4 separate regions of the Homo sapiens genome follow, and regions 1, 2 and 4 are each linked to region 3. Evidence: chromatin contacts called from ENCODE Hi-C or POLR2A ChIA-PET data. All regions are on one chromosome and are shown on one strand. Each heading gives the region's core, a stretch centred on a gene start or an enhancer-like site at or near the end of the contact. The rest is flanking DNA. Distances are from core to core; before and after follow the strand shown. Region 1 has its middle 5.6 kb from the start of KBTBD13. Region 2 holds the start of IGDCC4 (immunoglobulin superfamily DCC subclass member 4). Region 3 holds the start of PARP16 (poly(ADP-ribose) polymerase family member 16). Region 4 overlaps UBAP1L (ubiquitin associated protein 1 like).

What was found. A loop is a pair of places that touch in the nucleus more often than their neighbours do. ChIA-PET counts read pairs that join two places held with the same protein, here RNA polymerase II (POLR2A). Pooled maps may share reads with other maps.
Region 1: POLR2A ChIA-PET joins it to region 3 with 11 read pairs in activated CD8-positive, alpha-beta memory T cell. The contact joins the enhancer-like site here to the promoter of PARP16 in region 3. A Hi-C loop is called at or near these places in 1 of 168 maps with a recorded cell type or tissue (CD8-positive, alpha-beta T cell) and 5 of 50 pooled maps. POLR2A ChIA-PET finds 5 or more read pairs at or near these places in 6 of 52 experiments (Caco-2, WTC11, activated CD8-positive, alpha-beta memory T cell and 2 more).
Region 2: a pooled map shows a loop between it and region 3 (2.1-fold over the local background). The contact joins the promoter of IGDCC4 here to the promoter of PARP16 in region 3. A Hi-C loop is called at or near these places in 1 of 50 pooled maps. POLR2A ChIA-PET finds 5 or more read pairs at or near these places in 6 of 52 experiments (GM12878, H1, HEK293 and 3 more).
Region 4: a loop to region 3 is called in a pooled map, with 2.6 times the contacts of the local background. The contact joins the enhancer-like site here to the promoter of PARP16 in region 3. A Hi-C loop is called at or near these places in 4 of 50 pooled maps. POLR2A ChIA-PET finds 5 or more read pairs at or near these places in 6 of 52 experiments (A673, B cell, K562 and 3 more).

What each region holds. Positions count from the first base shown.
Region 1 is chr15:65,080,132-65,084,576 of GRCh38, reverse strand. No RefSeq gene overlaps it. Among named protein-coding and RNA genes, the nearest start is that of KBTBD13, 5.6 kb to the right of the region's middle. Within about 2 kb of position 1,881, at least 8 of the 41 ENCODE cell types and tissues checked have a DNase peak (open chromatin) inside an H3K27ac peak, as active enhancers do.
Region 2 is chr15:65,420,242-65,425,260 of GRCh38, reverse strand. IGDCC4 (immunoglobulin superfamily DCC subclass member 4) reads left to right here and starts at 2,314. Exons shown (of 20, transcript NM_020962.3): 1 at 2,314-2,468. The coding sequence starts at 2,399. RefSeq lists enhancers at 1,502-2,036, 3,012-3,281, 3,302-3,411.
Region 3 is chr15:65,285,000-65,289,529 of GRCh38, reverse strand. PARP16 (poly(ADP-ribose) polymerase family member 16) reads left to right here and starts at 2,647. Exons shown (of 6, transcript NM_001316943.2): 1 at 2,647-3,277. The coding sequence starts at 3,104. SNORA24B (small nucleolar RNA, H/ACA box 24B) reads left to right here and starts at 3,939; the gene lies at 3,939-4,069. RefSeq lists an enhancer at 2,203-2,252 and a silencer at 2,403-2,962.
Region 4 is chr15:65,100,047-65,104,493 of GRCh38, reverse strand. UBAP1L (ubiquitin associated protein 1 like) reads left to right here. Exons shown (of 6, transcript NM_001163692.2): 3 at 1,810-2,388. Among named protein-coding and RNA genes, the nearest start is that of UBAP1L, 13 kb to the left of the region's middle. Within about 2 kb of position 2,798, at least 3 of the 41 ENCODE cell types and tissues checked have a DNase peak (open chromatin) inside an H3K27ac peak, as active enhancers do.

The sequences.
Region 1 (4,445 bases), core at 632-3,131, 200 kb after region 3:
GAAGGTGAGGATTGCGTATGCTGGTCTAGAAGCTCTTATTTCACTCTCAGGACAACCCTCCTGGAATTATCATCTCCGGTTAGAGTTGAGACACCTTCATTCATTTCAGCAACTTTAAGGAATTTACCCATGGTCAAACAGAAGTCCCTGTCAGAGCCAGCATTTGACTGCAAAATCAGCTGGCAGGCAGGCAGCACTGTCCCTCTGCAGAGTGGCACCTACAAAGTCCTCAGTCCCTCGTTTCCACCGCAACCCAGTGCTAGCTCCCTCTCTGAGCACCTGAAATTACCTTTGCTAATCAGGACTTTGCAGTTAGGCGTATTTTTGTAAGACTCCTGTTAGAATGAAAATATGTTACCTGGAAAGAGAAGCATGTTGGGCGAATGGTTTCTGACCTCCTATAGAGTTGGCAAAATTGTGTGTGTGTACGCATGAGTGTGTGATCTGAAGGGCCCAGGTGCCCAAATACCATTAGAGACTAACTCCTTTGTCTCCATCTGCTGAATCTGCGTGCTGAATGGGGTGTGTGTGTAGAGGAACTTTCCTAGAAAAAATAAGGATGGAAGCCTGGAATCAGGGAGGGCAGCCTGATGATGGGTCACCATGGGGAAGCTCTTTCATGAGTGCCCTGGAAGGCAGCACAGGAAATAACATGTTAGGATGGGAGGAGGATTCCAGAGAAGCAGGCTTTAGGTTGGGTGGTCCACTTGCATTGCTTTGTCTCCAGGAAAGTTGCTTTCCCCTAACCTGCGACCTGGCTTTCCTTCCCTGTGAAGAGAGGGGTGGAACTAGAGGCTTATACCCTGCTCCAAGACCCTGCAGCCCAACAAAAGGCCCATTTTCCCTTTGTTAGTTACTCGAATGCCAGAGAGAAGGGCTCCCTCTTTTCATGCTTCCCCAGTCCAGCTGGGGCAGAATCATGAGGGCTGCAGAGGACGCTGCTGGGACAAGACCTCCTCTAGGGGGGTCCTGTATCCCATGCCTATTACTGGCCTGCTGGGGCCAGCCTGTCTTCTGACAGCTGTGTCTCCCACCAGCACAGTTAATTTGCTGCCGTTCCTGGGATGTGACAGCAACTTGAAGCAAAGCAATTAGGATGAAAAAGAGGCCCCAGCTCCTTGAGGCCAAAGGAAAATAAACAGAGCAGCCCTGTGTGTATTCCGCCGCCAAGAGGAGCCATTCTTCAAGGGATGATTAGCATTTCTAATCCCAGCTTCCTCCCTTCCCTTGAAAGAAAAGTGACCGGTGAGCGGCTGCTCTTTTCAGATCCCACTCTTCCCAAGGTGGACTGCAAACTTGACAGCTCGTCACCTCCACAGAAAAGTCTTCCCTGGCCACCTGCCACAGCCCTGCCAGAAATGATACTCCTGTCCTCTGAAATCTGAGAGCCTTTCTCTGTACCTTTCCTATGGAGTTTCCTTGATTGACTGATCAATTCATTAATGCATTCTTTCAACAAACATCCGTTGAGTGCCATTCATTCATTCAACAAATATTTCTTAAGTCCCTACTAAATAAATCATCTCTTAAGCTGCCTACTACGTTCTAGTCATTTTTCTGGGTCCTGATGAGAGAGCAGTGAACAAAACAGAAAAAACCCTCTGCCTTCGTGGAGCTCAAATTTTAGTAGGAGAAAACCAACAGCAAACAAGTGAAAAGATAGCATGGAAGATGATGCTAAAAGCTATGCAGAAAAATAAAACAGGAAAAGGGAGGAGAACATGTAGAGAAGGGGGAGGTAGATTTTAAGTAGGGAGGTTAGGAGAGTCTGTAGGATCGAAGTGACATCTGAGCCAAGACCTGCAGGAAGTGGGGTGGGGCTGAGGCAGTGCGCAGGCAGAGGGACACCAGCCACACACCCTGAGCCCGGAGTGTGCCTGGTGCGTCTGAGGAGCAATGAGGCCAGAGAGGAGTGGGAGGAGATGAAGTCAGGGAGGAAACAGGGTGGGAGAGTCTGAAAGGACTTTGCCTTTCAGAGGGGGCGCACCAGGCTCTGACTGGCATTTTGTTGAACTAGGATGGCTCTGGCTGCCCTGTGAGCACACTGAAGGGAAGCCAGCAAGGAAGCAGGTCCTTGGTGGACAGGGGTGGGGCAGCTTCTCTGCCTCTGCCAGGCGGGCTATATAAACCACATAGGATGATTTCAGGGAGAGGAAGGCTTGGGGTGCAGGACATCTGGAGTCAGGGGCAAGGAGAACGTTTGTGGAAGACTGGAGAGAACTCCAGAGAGTTGGGCTGCAGGGCTGCCACCAGGTTCAGGAAAATGATCCCTGCAGCTTTAAGCTGTGTGAGTGTAGGCCTCTCAGAAAGGACGGACTTCTCAGAGTAAACCTCTGGGCTGGGACAGAGAGATTTCAAATCCAGCCCTCTGAGCTCAGTAACTCCTAAGTGTTTCTGTAATTTGCCCAGCTGCACCTGGTTTGTGCCCCCCACACCTTCATGCAATAGTCAAGCCGAGATGCCGGGGAATGAGAGGCTGAGAATCCCAAGTCCTGAGTTCAAGTCCCTGCTCTTCCACTTAACTGCCTGTGTGACTCTGGGTGAGCCAGCCATTCTGGCTTTCTGCTGGTTTCCTCACAGGCACCCCAGGCACAGTCACCATCCCTGCTGAGGGTGGTGGGCAGTGGTGACACATGCTGACTGTGGGTGGAACAAAGCCTTAACTGTGAGAACCCTTAGACAGAGAAGGTGGGCTGGGTTACAAAGCTTCCCCACACTTCCTGAGACGAGGGAAGTATCAGTGAACGTGCAAATATCCCCCAGGGCCTAAACCAGTCATTACCTGGGCTGAACGGGGCTACTGGTCTCCCAGGTCTATCCTAAGGGAAGAGAACTAGTTAACTTTCCTATGGAAGAGGGAAGAGAAAGGGCTGAGTCCAAGGGAACAAACGAACCCCCAAAAGAGGTGGGGATACATAGAGAAAGGCAAAACGGAGGGAGTGTTAAGGAGACCATTGGAAACACCCTGTCCATCTCAGGATGTCGGCCAAGCAGGCATGTAGCACAGAAGACAAGCCTGTGGCCCTGGGTTCACAGCCAGGTTCTGCCACTACCTAACGAGCCTCTTCTAATCACATGACCGTTGAGCTTTTTTCCCTCCATTAAGCTGCGGGAGTAGGGGTGTTGCCAAACTATCTGCCACTTAAAATTCTCAAAAGCTCAAGTAAGTCAACTGTGGGAAAGCTCTCTGTGAACACTGTGTTATTATTACGCACAAAAGGCATCTCAGAAAGGGCTGCCCTGGATGAAGGGAGGAACAACCAAATGCCAGGAGCCAGCAGGCTGGGGCTAAGCAGCCCCAAGTGCAGACAATGCTGTGGGATAAGAGAGACTAGGAGCTGATGGATTATCATGTGGCAAGTCTCAGGTGTTCAGCACTGGTCAGGAGGAAGGAGGAAAATGCTCTGTACTGTTATGAAAGTTATCTGTAACTTGGAAGTAAGGCAAAAGAAGGATTATTTCCTTTCAATGTCACTTTGGGACACTTTGAACAGAGAAGAGTTATTTAATTTTCAAGGGGAATGTACCTTTGCCTTACAATTTACTATAGATTAGAGCCCAGACTTTGTGAAGTTACATGCTAACTTGTAGGCATATGCACAAATATGTACATGCATGTATGTAAAGATGCAAAGGATTTTTGTTCAGTAGAGAACCAAAAAAATTATGCTTTTGTCCTGTAAGGCATATGCCAGTTTTGTCTCTAACTTAGCAAACTTATTTTAGTATGTCTCTTCCAACTAAATATACAAATCTGTCTCTCAAATGCTCTTTTCAATCAGCTTTGCCATTCTTTTTGGTTCTCTTACAGGTGAGTTAAATAAATCTTTGATGTGTGATATGAATTACACTTTGAGGCCAGGTACAGTGGCTCATGCCTGTAATCCCAGAACTTTCGGAAGCCAAGCAGGAGGATTGCTTGAGCCCAGGAGTTCAAGGCCAACCTGGGCAACACAGTGAGACTCCACCTCTACAAAAAAATTGTATAAAAATTGGCCGGGCGTGGTGGCTCACACCTGTAATCCCAGCACTTTGGGAGGCCGAGGTGGGCGGATCACCTGAGGTCAGGAGTTCAAGACCACCCTGACCCACATGGAGAAACCCCATCTCTACTAAAAATACAAAATTAGCCAGGCTTGGTGGCGCATGCCTATAATCCCAGCTACTTGGGAAGGCTGAGGCAGGAGAATCACTTGAACCTGGGAGGTGGAGGTTGGGGTGAGCTGAGATCACACCATTGCACCCCAGCCTGGGCAACTACAGCAAAACTCTGTCTCAAAAAAAAAATTATAAAAATTAGCTAGGTGTGGTGGTGTGCACCTGTAGTCCCAGCTACTGGGGAGGCTAAGGTAGGAGGATCACCTGAGCCCAGGAGGTTAAGGCTGCAGTAAGCCATGATTTTACCACTGTACTCCAGACTGACAAAGCAAGACCCTGTGTCAAAA
Region 2 (5,019 bases), core at 1,065-3,564, 140 kb before region 3:
AAAAAGTTAGCTGGGCATGTAGTCCTAGCTACTTGAGAGGCTGAGACCCAAGAATCACTTGAACCCAGGAGGCGGAGGTTGCAGTGAGCCACTGCCCTCCAGCCTGGGGGACAGAGTAAGACTCTGTCTCAAAAAAAAAAAAAAAAGAAGAGAAAAAGAAAGAAAATAAAATAAAAAAGAAAGTGACAGTTAAAGACAAGAATAGACAGCAGGGAAGGAGGATAGGAAGAGTAGGGGGTGAGGCTGTGAGAAAGCCTTTATGGTATCCAGTATGAGGGAACAGATCTCTAGACTTGCACTGGCCGGACAAAGGTCTTGAGGCTGGAGGGGAGGAGGCTGCCCGCGATCAAGTTACAGCAAGGAGGATGGTGTGGCTGGAGAGGTGGTGAGCACAGGGGGTGGTGTCGAAGGGGAGGTCAGAGAGGTAGAGCAAGCCTACAGATCAGATAGGCCTTGTGGGTCACAATAAGGACTTTGGCTTTTGCTCTGACATAGGAGCCGCTGGTGGGTTTCTAGCAGAGAAGTGGCATGATCTCATTTTAACAGGAGCACTCTGGCTGCTGTATTGAGAAAACACTCAAGGAGGACAAGGACAGAAAAAGATCAGTGAGGAGTTTGCTGTGACAATCCAGGTGAGAGGCGACGGGTCTTGGACCAAGGCCACAGTGAGAAAGTGGAGGGTGAAGCATCTGAACATGAAGAGTAGGAGATGACTCTACATTTTTTTTTAATAGAAATGGGGGTCTCGCTATGCTGGCCAGGTTGGTCTTGAACTCCTGGCCTCAAGCGATCCTCCCACCTCGGCCTCCCAAAGTGCTGGGATTACAGGCGTAAGCCACCAAGCCTGGCCTCTACATTTTTGACCTGGGCAACAGGAAAGGAACTGAGATGAGGAAGACTGTGGGAGGAGAAAGATTGATAGAAAAGATCAGGATGAGTTTGTCTACTAGACAGCTAAAGGAACTGGGGCCTGGATGGCTGGATACAGAAGTCCAGGGTTCAGGAAAGATGGTCTAGGCTGAAAGTATACATTTGGGCATCATTAGCATAAAGATGCTCTTTAAAGCCTTGAGGACCAGATGAGATCACTAAGGGAAGCAAGTGTTTCAAGGAAGAGGGAGTGATTCACTAAGTCAAATGCTGCTGATAGGGCAAGTGAAGATGGGGCGTGGCAATGAATGAATAAACGCCAGGCCTGTTAGATATGCAAAGCGCCAGTGATTATTGAGGGTTAACTGACAACAGACAGGTGTAGAGACAAGATGGCTCTAAGTCACAGGAACACTTAGAGACACAGGGAAGGGAAGAACTATGGCATCTTGGAGTTGGAAAGGACCTTAACTAGGTCATTGAATCTGTACTCTTTTCCCCACCCTAGCCTGACAATTGAACCCTTGGCTGTAGAACAAGAAATATTTGCGGGATACTGAGGCAAACAGTCTGGCTAGGTAGGTTAGAGAAAGTACCGTTGAAGAATGAGAAAAAGGGTACTTCAGTAAATGCTGGACAGCAGAGGCAGGGTGAGGGAGTGGAGATGACCTTCCGAAGTCAGAAAACCAAGGTTCAGGTCCTGTATCTGCTGCTCCCTAGCCTCCTGTCCTTGGGCAAGTCACTTCACCTTCTCCAGCCTCAGTTTCCCCATGCGGCGACATCTGAATATGGTAGTGCTTGAAGGTAGTGTAAAAGTGTCCTGCCTGTGTTAGTTACTGCCAGAGCAAGGGAAGGAGGCCAAGAGAAGCCCTTGGTTTGGGATGGCAGATAGGACTATCAAGATCTCCGCAGGTGGGCTGGCGCAACGTGTGGAGAAGCGAACCAGCATTCAGGCCAGGACCTGGGCTGGAATGGACTGGGCTCGGGTGGCAAGGGGGCCATCTGGACAAAGACCGTGGCCCTGAATCTGCCTCCCCTGAGCCTGGAACGGAGGTGGAGACCCCGAGGCAGCAACAGGGAGAAGAAATAGAGACGCTGAGGCAGAGAGACCAGAAGACTCAGAGACGGGGAGACTAAGAGACAGACCCAGCAACAGGCGGCCTCACGGGGGCCCGCGGCGACCCGGAGAGGGCGAGGCACCGGGACACAGACCCGGGCCGAGAGGAGCCCCCGCGAGGCGCAGGGCCGTGGCGCGCGGGCGCAGGGTCCCCGGCGGGGCCAGGGTGGCCACACTCGCCGGGCGCCCCCTCCCGGGCCGCTCGCCCAAGATGGCGATGGAGGGGCGGGTGAGGCGGCAGCGGCCCTGGCCCCCGCGCCGGCCCCAGCTCGGGCCCGGGCCCCCGAGGCCGCGCCCCCGCCCGCGGCGCCGCGCCTCCCCGGGCCACTGACGCCCGGCGCGCTCTCCCCCCGCGGCGGCGGCCGAAGCACGGGGAGGCGGCGGCGGCGGCGGCGGCCCGAGCCCAGCCCCATGGCGCGGGGGGACGCCGGCCGCGGCCGCGGGCTCCTCGCGTTGACCTTCTGCCTGTTGGCCGCGCGCGGTAAGGGCGGGCGCCCGGAGAGGCAGGAGCGACTGCGGAGTGCTGGTGCGCCCGCGCCCTGGTCTGCATCGGGCTGCGGGGCTGGCTCAAGCCGGAGTCCCGAGCAAGTGCGGGGGCTGCGCGTCCAGGTGCCCGCGATGCCTGCGCGGGGGTCTGCGAGCTGCGGCCGGGGGGCGTTTGTGGGGCGTGCTTGTCCGCAGTGGGTGTGTGCCTTTGGTTCGCAGAGTCTGGAGTCGTGTGTGTGTGTGTGTGTGTGTGTGTGTGTGTGTGTGTTGGGAGTGCTCCTGTCGTGTCCGCAGTGCGTGCCATGGTCGCGGCGTGGCATCGGCGGGGCGGGTAGCTGCGGTGTCGGTGGCTTTCGCGGGGCGGGCTCTGCCTTGCCTGCGCGTGTCTTGGGTTGAGAGTGTGTGTAAAAGAGGAGGGAACTGGGGTTGTGTCTGCACCTCCATTTGGGTCGGGTGCGTGTGCAATTGTGTTTATGGGGCTGAGCTAATATTTGGCCTTGGCATTTGGGAAGTGTCCTTGCCCATAGTGGGGGACAGAGCGATGGATCCCGTTTGACTGGGGGTGGTGGTGATAAAACAACACTCAACTTTGCCCAGTGGGTGTGGTCCCTGGGGCCGGTTAGAGAGGGGTAGAGGGAGGTGTTGCTCCCCAAAACCTGTGGCCAGCAGTGGACTGGGGGAGGGGGCAGGAAACCATTTGCTTTCGTGGACATGTCCAGCGCTTGTTCTCACGATGGGACGCGTGTCACCCCGGCCCCACCCCCCAGGGACCGACCAGGGAAGCGTGGACGAGGTCAGCAGGGCCTCATCCAGTCCGCAGCCCAGTGCGGAGTGGGTACGGGGTAAGTCAGAGTTGTCCAAGCTGGAGAAAGGGCTGGGGAGGGGATAGCGAAGTCCCCAAGGGTGTGTGTCTAGGGCTGCGGCTTCCACCCACAGCTCTGTCGCTTCCTGTCCGGTGTGCGTTTGGGGGCGGCTCATGGGGAGTGTAGGTGGCAGGGCTGGGAGGGGGATGGGCTGGCCGCTTTGTTCGCCTAGTTCTTGCCTTCCCCGCGGAGGGGGGAGCTGAGGATGTGTCCGGGGAGAGTCGGGGAGGGACTTGGAGGTGGGGGTGGGGAGGGGGATTTCTCTCCAGCTGCTGCGGCTTTCCAGAGAGACTCAGCCAGGCCACGTGGGAGGGAGGCGGGGGGAAGGAGCCTCCGCCTGGCCAGCCCCAGGCCCATCTCCAGGAAAACCAAACAGCGGGTGGGAAAGTGCCGGGAACTCCTCGGACCCCTTCTGTCCCTACAAAGACACGCCCCTTTCCAGCCCCAACAGCGGATTAAGCTGGAGGCCGCCGCGAGGCTGGGTCTCGGCTGCTGGGCCAGAGGAGCTGGAGGCCCTGGCTTGTCAGGTGAAAGGGGCGGGGAAGTGTCAGAGAGAGGTCTGTCTTCCCAGAGCTCAGGGGATTAAGGAATAGTTCCCCTGCCCCACCTTCCGCTATTCCTAGGGCTCCTGGAACGAGCTCAGGGTCACCCAGCTAAACGGCATCAGGGCTGGGAACCGCACCGGCGCATTATTCAATACCTTTAGGACCTGCCGCGAGGGACCCAGCTTCCCTGGCCTCTCCCTGCTCCCGAACGCACAAAGCAGGCGAGGGACCGAGTTGCGGCGTCTCTTGGTTGCAGTGTGAGTGGCTACAACAGCTTGCCCTGGTCCTCCAAATCTCAGCAGGCCGGGGGACACTCCAGTCGAGTCATGACTAGCCACCCTGATCTGTACTGAGGTCATTCATTCGTTCAACAAATATTTATGGAGCACCTTTTATAGGCTAGCTTGTGCCTAGTGCCTAGAATATAGTAAATAAGGAGGCAGACCTGATCCCTGGTGCAAAGCTTTCAGTCTGGTGGAGGGGGAAACTGACAAGTCCCCTGAAGTGCTGGGGAAGACGCAGGAAGGAGGGGCTCCTACACCGATCTGGGAAGGTCAGCAAAAGCTTCCTGAAGAAAGTGATGAGTAGTAGAGCTCGACATGGAGTTAGCCCTGTAGAAGGAGAATGATGATGGGGACAGTTTTCCAGAGAACAGCATGTGCAAAGTTCAGAGGTGATTTAGTTGAGATCATTGGATTAAACTAAATCTAGCTGGAGTTTAGGGACAAGGGGTGGATGGGGGGCAGGTGAGGGAAGCATGGAAAGGGGTCAGGGAGTATCAAGACAGGAGGCTGAAGAGGGGAGCTAGATCCAGCTCACAAAGGGCTTTACAGGGCCCACCAAGGTTTCTGGCCTGAGAGTCCCCATGAGCCCTTGACAGGATTTAAAATCAGCTTTGCATCATCTCATTCCAGCCAGTGTGGAGGATGGATTGGGTGGGGCTGGAGGCAGGAAGCTCCAGCTCCTTCGAGGCTGTTGTAGCAATCCAGAAGAGAGGATGGTGGCAGCTAGCATAGTGGCAGTTGGGGTTGGGCTGGAGTGGCTGCATTCCAGAGATTTTCAGGAAATAGAATCAGTAGAACTTGAGGATAGATTGAATTTGTAGGGGGCGAGAGAGAGGAAAGTAAGAAATAGGCCG
Region 3 (4,530 bases), core at 1,398-3,897:
TGGTGCTCGATTTTCTTCCTTACTAATAAGTGTCTTTTGTGGCATCTTCTTTCAGAATAGGGCATGTTCATCGGCATTAAAAACCTGTTCAGGTGGATATCTTTCCTGTCAGTGATTTTTTTTTTTTTTTTTTTTTTTTTTTTGGGAGATGAAATCTTACTCTGTCACCCAAGCTGGAGTGTAGTGGCATGATCTCAACTCACTGCAACCTCCGCCTCCCAGGTTCAAACAGTTCTCGGGCTTCAACCTCCCGAGTAGCTGGGGCTACAGGCACGTGCCACTATGCCTGGCTAATTTTTGTATCTTTATTAGAGACAGGGTTTAACCATAGTGGCCAGGCTGGTCTCGAACTCCTGACCTCAGGTGATTTGCCCACTTCGGCCTCCCAAAGTGCTGGGATTACAGGTGTGAGCCACGTGCCTGGTCCCCACTTTCAATAATGAATAGAATAAACAGAAGATCAACAAGGAAATCTAAGATTTGAAAACAATATAAATCAACTAGACCTAACAGACATCCATAGAACACTTGACCTAACAGCAGCAGAATATATACATTCACATGAAACATTCTCCAGGATAGGCCATATGCTAGGCAATAGACAAACCTCAATGAATTTAAAAGGACAGGAGTAAACAAAATGTGTTCTCTAAGCCAGGTGTGGTGGTGTGAGCCTGTAGTCTGAGGTACTCTGGAGGCTGAGCCGGGAGGATCATTTGAGGCCAGAAGTTCTAGGCTGCAATGTGCTATGATCATGCTTGTGAATAGCCACTGTGCTCTAGCCGAGGTAACAGTGAGGCCCAGTCTCTTAAACAAAAAACAAACATGTTGGTGATTGCTTAGGAGTGGGCGACATGGTAGGGTGGGTAGAGCATTGATAGACTAGGTGTAGAGAGTTCCTTTCTGAGGTGATAAAAATATTCTAAAATTGATTGTGACAGTTTCACATATCTGTGAATGTACTAAAAACTATTAAATTGTACACTTTAAATGGGTGAATTGTATGGTCTGTGGATTATATCAAATTTATATAAGCAGGGCTGAAACCCCTCCACAAGAAATGTGGTTCTGAGACCACCTTAGCAAATTCTGATAAAATCTAGAAGAATAAAGTAAACATAAGAACATTCAGTTTCACTATCAAGTAAATGCAAATTAAAACTATAATGAAATTCAACTTTGTGTCTATGGAATTGACAAGAATTAAAAAGAATTCTAATATTCTGCATGAGCTAAGTCATGAGAATGCTGGCCATCAGAGGCCCTTCCACACCACCCTGTGATGTGAATATTATCACTATGATTCTCATATCATATGTGACAAATATCTTCAGATAAGCAAATTTTATATATCCACCCAACAAACAATTCTTGAGGCCAAGGAGGTATCAGAGGGTGGCTTTTGTCTAAGGGCCTGCAATGAAGAAGAGGTGGAATGAGAGATGGTTCCCTGGTCTCCTGACCCACTCCAAGCTCTCCCTTCCTGGGGTCTGAGCTTCAGAAGCCACCTTAGAGTTCCTGGGTCCTATGAGAACCCCCATGGCTTTTGAAGCACTAGGGGCCTTGTGGTTCTAGGCCTCAGAGCAAACAGATTTGATGTGGGCTCCTGGGAGCAGCCCCCAACCTTTACCTGGCAAAAGAAGATGGGAAGCTCTGTGGTGTCTGGGGGACCAGTCTTCGCCCTACCTCCCGAAGTCATAGATGCAATCCAATGGCATGGGACCACCTCTCCTCTGAGTCCAGGGCCCAGCACAGCCTGGATGCAGAAGGAGAAGTTTCTTCCTCAGAAGATCCTGCAGGGTAGGAGTGTGTGCGGTGTGTTGGTTTAAGCACAATGGTCTGTGTTTAGATTTGCATGTGACCATGAGGTCACACTTTGGGGTTTTCTCTAATGAAGGTTCTGAGTAGGGAGAGGGGATGGGAGTCTAGTCCTTACCCTCCAGCAGAGTTAAGTCAATGCCCCTCTGCTCTCCCCCAAGCTCCCTGTCAGAGAGGTCTCCCAAGGAGGATCTTGGGGCATTTGAGGCCAGAGACTTAAGCAATTCAGAGAATTCTGGAGGCTGAAAAGCAGAGGAAAAGTCTTTTGGTTTTCCAAAGATCTCGGTGTGAATCCTAGATTTACCCATCTGGCTGTGGGATCTTGGGCAAGCATTGCAGCACTCTAAGCCTCAGTTTCCCTGGGTGTTAAATGGCTCCTTCTGTGCAGTTTTGGAGGGAAAAGATTCAAGAGAGACAATAGGTAGCATTAATACCCCAAGGAAGAGAGGTAGGCTCAGTCCGCAGAGCTGGGACAAAGACAAGTACAGGGGCGGGTCGAGAGGGTGCCCACATCAATTTCTACCAGGGCTGCTGCTGCTGTGAGGATGGCTGGCAGGGGCGTGGGCGACGTCGCCCGGCACACACTGGCGGCGGCAACTCTCGTAGCTGCGGGTGATCGGGGTCTGGGAGGGGCGGGCACAACCCGTACGGTGGAGCTGGCTGGGGCGCGAAGGGGCGGGCCCTCGGCTGGGCCGGGCGGAGCGCGGCGGCGGGAGGGGAGGTAGGCCGGGCAAGGCAAGCGGACGTGAGCTGCAGGCGGAAGACAGGTGGCGCCGCGGGCAGCTTGGCGAGAGGCGGGACTTCGGCGGCGCGGCGGGAGGCGGGGCAGGAAGGCGCGCGCGGCGCAGCAGCCTCGCCCGTCGCGGAGAGTGGGCTCTGCCCGCCGTCCCCCGGGGGCTGCTTCCCGCCCCAGGCCTCCGCGGAGGACACGTGTCAGCACGTTCCCGCGGTTGTCATTCCATTGTCATAGCCCTTCCCCTAGGCCGGGAACCCCTCCCCCCCACCAGCCCCAGTTCCTTTATCCCTGGGCCCAACCTCCCCGCCGACCCGCGGTCCAGGCCTCGGTCTCTCTCTTCGGCGGCGAGCCGCGGCCCAGACCCCGGCAGAGGACACTTGTCGGCACGTTCTCACCCCTGTCATCTCAGCCCCCTGCCTAGCTCCACCCCAGGCTTGGGAACCCGGCCCCTGACGGCCCATTGTCCGCGGGCCCAGCCCCCGCGCTGAACGCACGCTCGCCCTTGCCCCTAACCAGCGCGTCTACCCCGGCAACGCGCAGTGACCTGGGATGCAGCCCTCAGGCTGGGCGGCCGCCAGGGAGGCGGCGGGCCGCGACATGCTGGCCGCCGACCTCCGGTGCAGCCTCTTCGCCTCGGCCCTGCAGAGCTACAAGCGCGACTCGGTGCTGCGGCCCTTCCCCGCGTCCTACGCCCGCGGCGACTGTAAGGACTTTGAAGCCCTGGTGAGTGTGCTTTGTCCTGGCGCTGCCCACTGCGTCCTGGACCAAGTGCCCTGTGGAACCACAGGTAGAGGCAGTTCCATCCGCATTAGTAAACATGACAGCCGCCAGACTTTCCATTCCCAGCTTGGTCTTGCCTTGCCTTGGGGAAGGTTTCCATGAGCTAAGAACACTGCTAACACCCTCATGTCAACGCTCACTCCCAAGGCACTTGGTGGCTGCTTCTCTCCTGTCAATGACAAATGACTCCGAGGACTGAAGTGAGGAATAGTTGCATAGTCCTCCACAGATTTTCTAGCCTGGCCAGGAATAGGGTTGATGTGAATCAGCTGTTTTGCTTAGCTAGAAAGTTATCCATCCTTTTGCAAATAATTAGACACCAAAAAGTCACCAAAGCCGCCCAGACATTGGTCTTCAGATGAGGTGATCTATGGGCAGTACTTTTATAAACTGTAACATCCAGTACATATGTAAGCTGTTATTTCTCTGATTCACCAGGCACTTTTTTTGCAGAGTTCACCTCTGGGTCAGCATTCAAGATATCAGTTATCCTTATAATCCAAATGTTTGGAATTGCCTAGAAAAATATAACTTACCAAAATCGATTCAATAAAAAGCAGAAAATTGAAATCGCCAATAGCTGATATTCATTAAAGACACTGAACTCCATGTATCTTTGGGACCTGTCAAGTGTGGCAGTCTCCCTTCCTTGCCATGGAAGAGCATATTCTTGTTTACCAGCAAAGCTGTCACCATTTAATTGGTATCAGATTCTGACTTGCACAAGTAACATTCTTCACTGTTAAAAACTTGGAGGGGCCAGGCTCGGTGGCTCATGCTTGTAATCCCAGCACTTTGGGAGGCCAAGGCGGGCAGATTACCTGAGGTTGGGAGTTCAAGACCAACCTGACCAACATGGAGAAATCCCGTCTCTATTAAAAATACAAAAAGTTAGCCGGGCGTGGTGGCGCATGCCTGTAATCCCAGCTACTCTGGAAGCTGAGACAGGAGAATCGCTTGAACCCGGGAGGCGGACGTTGTGGTGAGCCGAGATTGCGCCATTGCAGTCCAGCCTGGGCAACAAGAATGAAACTCCATTAAAAAAAAAAAAAAAACCTGGAGGGTGCCAGGTTATTGGGCGAACTTTTCTAGACTATTGTAGAAAAAGAAGAAAAAGGCTGAGTGGCTCATGCCTGTAATCCCAAGGACTTTGGGAAGGCAAGGCAAGAGGATCGTTTGAGACCAGCCTAGGCAAA
Region 4 (4,447 bases), core at 1,549-4,048, 190 kb after region 3:
TTCTATTATGTACCTTTAATCTGTCTGTGCCAGTACCATAGTTTTAATTATTGAACTTCTATATTTTAATAGATGGTAGGGCCAGTTCTCCTTATTTATGTTTTTGTCTCCAGAGTTTCTGGCTTTTCTTTTTCTTTTTCTTTTCTTTTCTTTTCTTCTCTTCTCTTCTCTTTCTCTCTCTCTCTCTGTCTCGCTCTCTCTCTCTTTTCTTTTCTTTTTTCCCTTCCCCTTCCCTTCCTTTCGACAGAGTCTCGCTTTGTCGCCCAGGCTGGAGTGTGCAGTGGTGCAATCTTGGCACATTGCAACCTCCACCTCCCAGGTTCAAGCGATTCTCCTGCCTCAGCCTCCCAAGTAGCTGGGATTACAGTCATGTGCCACCATGCCCAGTTAATTTTTATAGTTTTAGTAGAGGTGGGGTTTCGCCATGTTGGCCAGGCTGGTCTTGAACTGACCTCAGGTGATCCACCTGCCTCAGCCTCCCAAAGTGCTGGGATCGCAGGCATGAGCCACCGAGCCCAGCCCTTATTTGTTTTTATATGAAGTTTAGAATCATCTTGCATAGTTCCAAAATCAAGTGTTGGCATTTTATTGGGTCTTGGTATTTTTTTAATCCCTCTGAGTGCTGCTGGCTATTTCTTAGCTTCTTTCTCTCCAAGTATGCCTCATTAGTTCTGAAGTCTTTTTGCCTTCTCTGTCCTTCACAACCCATCTATTTTGCTCCAATCTCTTTCTCTAACCATTTATTCTGCACATACTTACAAATGTCCACTCTGGGCCAGGCCTGCCCTGGGCCCTGAAGATACAGAGAGGAACTCAGGGAGTCACACTGGAGCAGCTAACTTATGCTCCTCTCCCCAAGGTAGGGTCATGGGTGAGAGGGAGCTGTGCCTGTGATCTAAGTGTCTGAGTGTCTGTGCCTGTCTTTCTGCCTCACTCCCCAACCCCTAGCCTCTTTCTTCCTTAACTGGCCATGGTAGAACAAATTGCCTTTAAAACTTTTACATATTTTTGATGGAGTCTTATGTTTGCTGTTCTTAATTTTAAAGGTAGGGAACAGGAATATGTCATTTTTGCCTCATTTTATAAACTCTAGAGTTAGATTATTTATGTGGACTCCAGATTGCTTTTTTAGGTGGTCTGATACGAAGTGGAGAAAGCACTACAATCAGGTCCACCGACAGGAAAACCAGCTCAGCCACTCACTGCCAATCTAACTTCTAGCAAACTCAATGTTCTGAGCTCCATTTTCATAATATGGAAATAGGAATGACACTAGACCATACTAAGTAGAGTTCCACAAAGATTAGTGGTTATGACATTTCCAGGACCCCAAAGTAACCTTGGTGGCAGCAAAGGGGCTGGGGACAGGAATCACTCCATAGGGAGGTTTGTCTGCCTGGGCGGGCCTCCAAGGCAGACTACTCATTGGCAAACTGCTGGGCTCAGGTGAAAGCTTCTTTGCTAAGAATAAGCTTTATTGGAGAAAATTTTTAAGTAGTTTTTGCTCAACTACATACTGAATGGCAAAGGGATTTAGATGTTGGGTTTCATTACATTTCATTCGACTGACGAATTCATCACTTTGTCATTTATGCCAGTTTGCCATTAAACTGTTATTGGTATCCATCGACCACAGTGTTAGCTAAAACCCAGGGTAGAGTGGGCTGTGATGGAAGCCCGGGGCTCAGAATCTGACGCTGTCCAGGCTTAGAGAGTCTCTGGCTGAACAGGGTCCCCCAGGCCAGGGGTTAGTGTTGTGCCCCCGGGGTCCTGGTTTGCCCTGGGCTTTACGTCGCCTTCTTTCCGCAGCACGACTTCAGCCTGGAGAGGACGGCACTCTTCTGGGTGGAGGCCGCCGGCCAGGGACCCAGCCCGTACCAGTGCGGTGACCCGGGGACAGCGTCAGCCCCTCCAGCCTGGCTCTTGCTAGTCAGCCCCGAACATGGGCTGGCGCCTGCGCCCACCACAATCAGAGACCCGGAGGCCGGACACCAGGAGAGGCCGGAGGAGGAGGGTGAGGACGAGGCAGAAGCCTCCTCTGGCAGCGAGGAAGAGCCGGCCCCCAGCAGCCTCCAACCGGGCTCCCCGGCGAGCCCCGGCCCCGGCCGTCGCCTGTGCTCGCTGGACGTGCTACGCGGCGTGCGGTTGGAGCTGGCAGGGGCGCGGCGGCGGCTCTCCGAGGGGAAGCTGGTCTCCCGGCCCCGCGCCCTCCTGCATGGCCTCCGCGGCCACCGCGCGCTGAGCCTGTGCCCGAGCCCTGCGCAGTCCCCCAGGTCTGCATCACCCCCGGGGCCCGCGCCCCAGCACCCCGCCGCCCCCGCGTCGCCCCCGCGGCCCTCCACGGCAGGCGCCATCCCCCCGCTGCGGAGCCACAAGCCTACGGTCGCGGTAAGGATTCTGCCCGCCCCTCCAAGGCCGCCAATCAGCAGCCCAGGCCCCATAATCTGGGTGTCCAGCCCAGCCCGCAGCCTCGGTCCCCTACTCCACGCGCTCCTGCATCCTCCCTTGACCTGCTCCCACCTGGGCCTGTACCGTGTTGTCCTCCTGCGGCCCTTTGACTAGAGTAGAGTAGTCCCTGCTCAGAAGCCCCCATTCCCCGCGTTTCCCACTGTGCCTGCCTTGCTTTTTTTTAGGGAGCAGGTCACAGTGGTTTTAATTATCCAGGACCTGTCTCTTCTAAACGAGGTTGAGCTCTTTTAGGGCAGGGACTGGATCGCACTGATTTTTGTTTCCAGAGCACCCAGCTGCCGACTTGACCCATAGGGGGCGCTCAGTGGATGTCTGTTGAATTGATGAACGCAACGCAAATCTAGGGCTTCCCACTGGCTGAGGTTTGCTATAAGCTAGGGGAGCTGGAGGCTCAATCAAGGAATATTCAATGCACAGTTACTTCCTGCCAGACACTGGGTTTGGGAGTGTCAAAACCACAGGACATGAAGAGTTGGCCAAGAGGGTTGTGGGACCAGGCCCTGAACTGTACAGCGGGATCAGGTGTTGAGGGAGCGTCAGGGCTGCAATAGGCTGAGAAGGCTTCAGGACGGAGGAAGTGAACCCTGAAGAGCAGGGAGAAGTGACCCTACAGTGAAACCACAGAAGCTTAAGCCTCAGGCTCCTCCCTTTGTCTCTTCCAAGGCCTTGTGCCCAATTTTGTATTCATAATTGTGTGTTCTTTTTCTGTGAGGTGCCTTCCAAATTATGTAAGTATCAGACTCCACAAAACATGGGGTGGGTCAGGATTGGCAGCAGAAGGTGGCAGCGGGGCACAGCTTTCTGCCCCCCAGCAGCCCCACAGTCAGGCCAGGAGATGCTGCAGAATAAGGCCAAGGTAGAATTCAATCTGCAAGACAGAGACCTGAGGTCTGGTTTCTTACATGCACCGGCTTGTGACCTTAGGCAAGTCACTGAACCACCCCTTCTCTACCTGCACTGTGAGCCAACAACCCTTCACACGGTTGTTTAGAGCATACATAGTAGAGAAGAGGCTCTGTAAGCGTGATGTGCCATGCCCACATCCAAGACCAGATGTTGATGCCAGGATGGCTCTTCCCTGGCCAAGATGAATTTAACTCTCATAACAACCCTGTGGGGGTGGGACAGTATTCTGTAGATGATGGAAATGAGGCACAGAGTGGCAAAGAATCTTTTTCAAGGACACAAGAGTAGACTCAGCTCCTAAACTTTGATGTTCTCCACCCTGGAGGTAATAAAGGGTAGACCCTAGGGTGAGGTCGTGGCAGGGAGAGCCCTGAGAAGATGCGTATGGGTGGGGATTCATGTGTGTTACATATACACTCCACCCCAAGAGCCAGGCGGCAGCTGTGTTTTCCTTGGGAGGAGGGGACAGGATGAAACGTTCAGGGCTGGCAGAGAGGTACTTCCTCATGGGAGAAGGTTCGGGGCGATGCCGGCCAAACCAATGGAAATGCCTTCAAGTCACCCTCCTTAATCCAGGGTGTGTTTCAACTGGTGTGCCCAGTTCCTCCCCTGCTCCATGCCCTGCCAAACCCCAGCCCAACCAAATTCAAGAAGGAGGGCCTGGTTGGGAAGACCTACCCCTGCTCATCTGTCACCAAGGTGTGGGGCATAAAACCTAAGTAGGGTTGAGGTACCAAGCGTGTGTTGCTTAATCAGGTCATTAACGTTTCTGAACCTTGATTTCAATGTCTGTAAAATGGGATAGTAGAATGGACCTCATATTTCTTTCACTAGTCACTTTCCTGACATTGTTTTTTGTTTTGTTTTTTTTTTTGAGACAGAGTTTGGCTGTTATTGCCCAGGCTGGAGTGCAATGGTGCGATCTCTGCTCACTGCAACCTCTGCCTCCCGGGTTCAAGCGATTCTCCTGCCTCAGCCTCCCAAATAGCTGGGATTACAGGCATGTGCCACCACGTCCGGCTAATTTTGTATTTTTTAATAGAGGCAGGGTTTCACCACGTTGGTTGGGCTG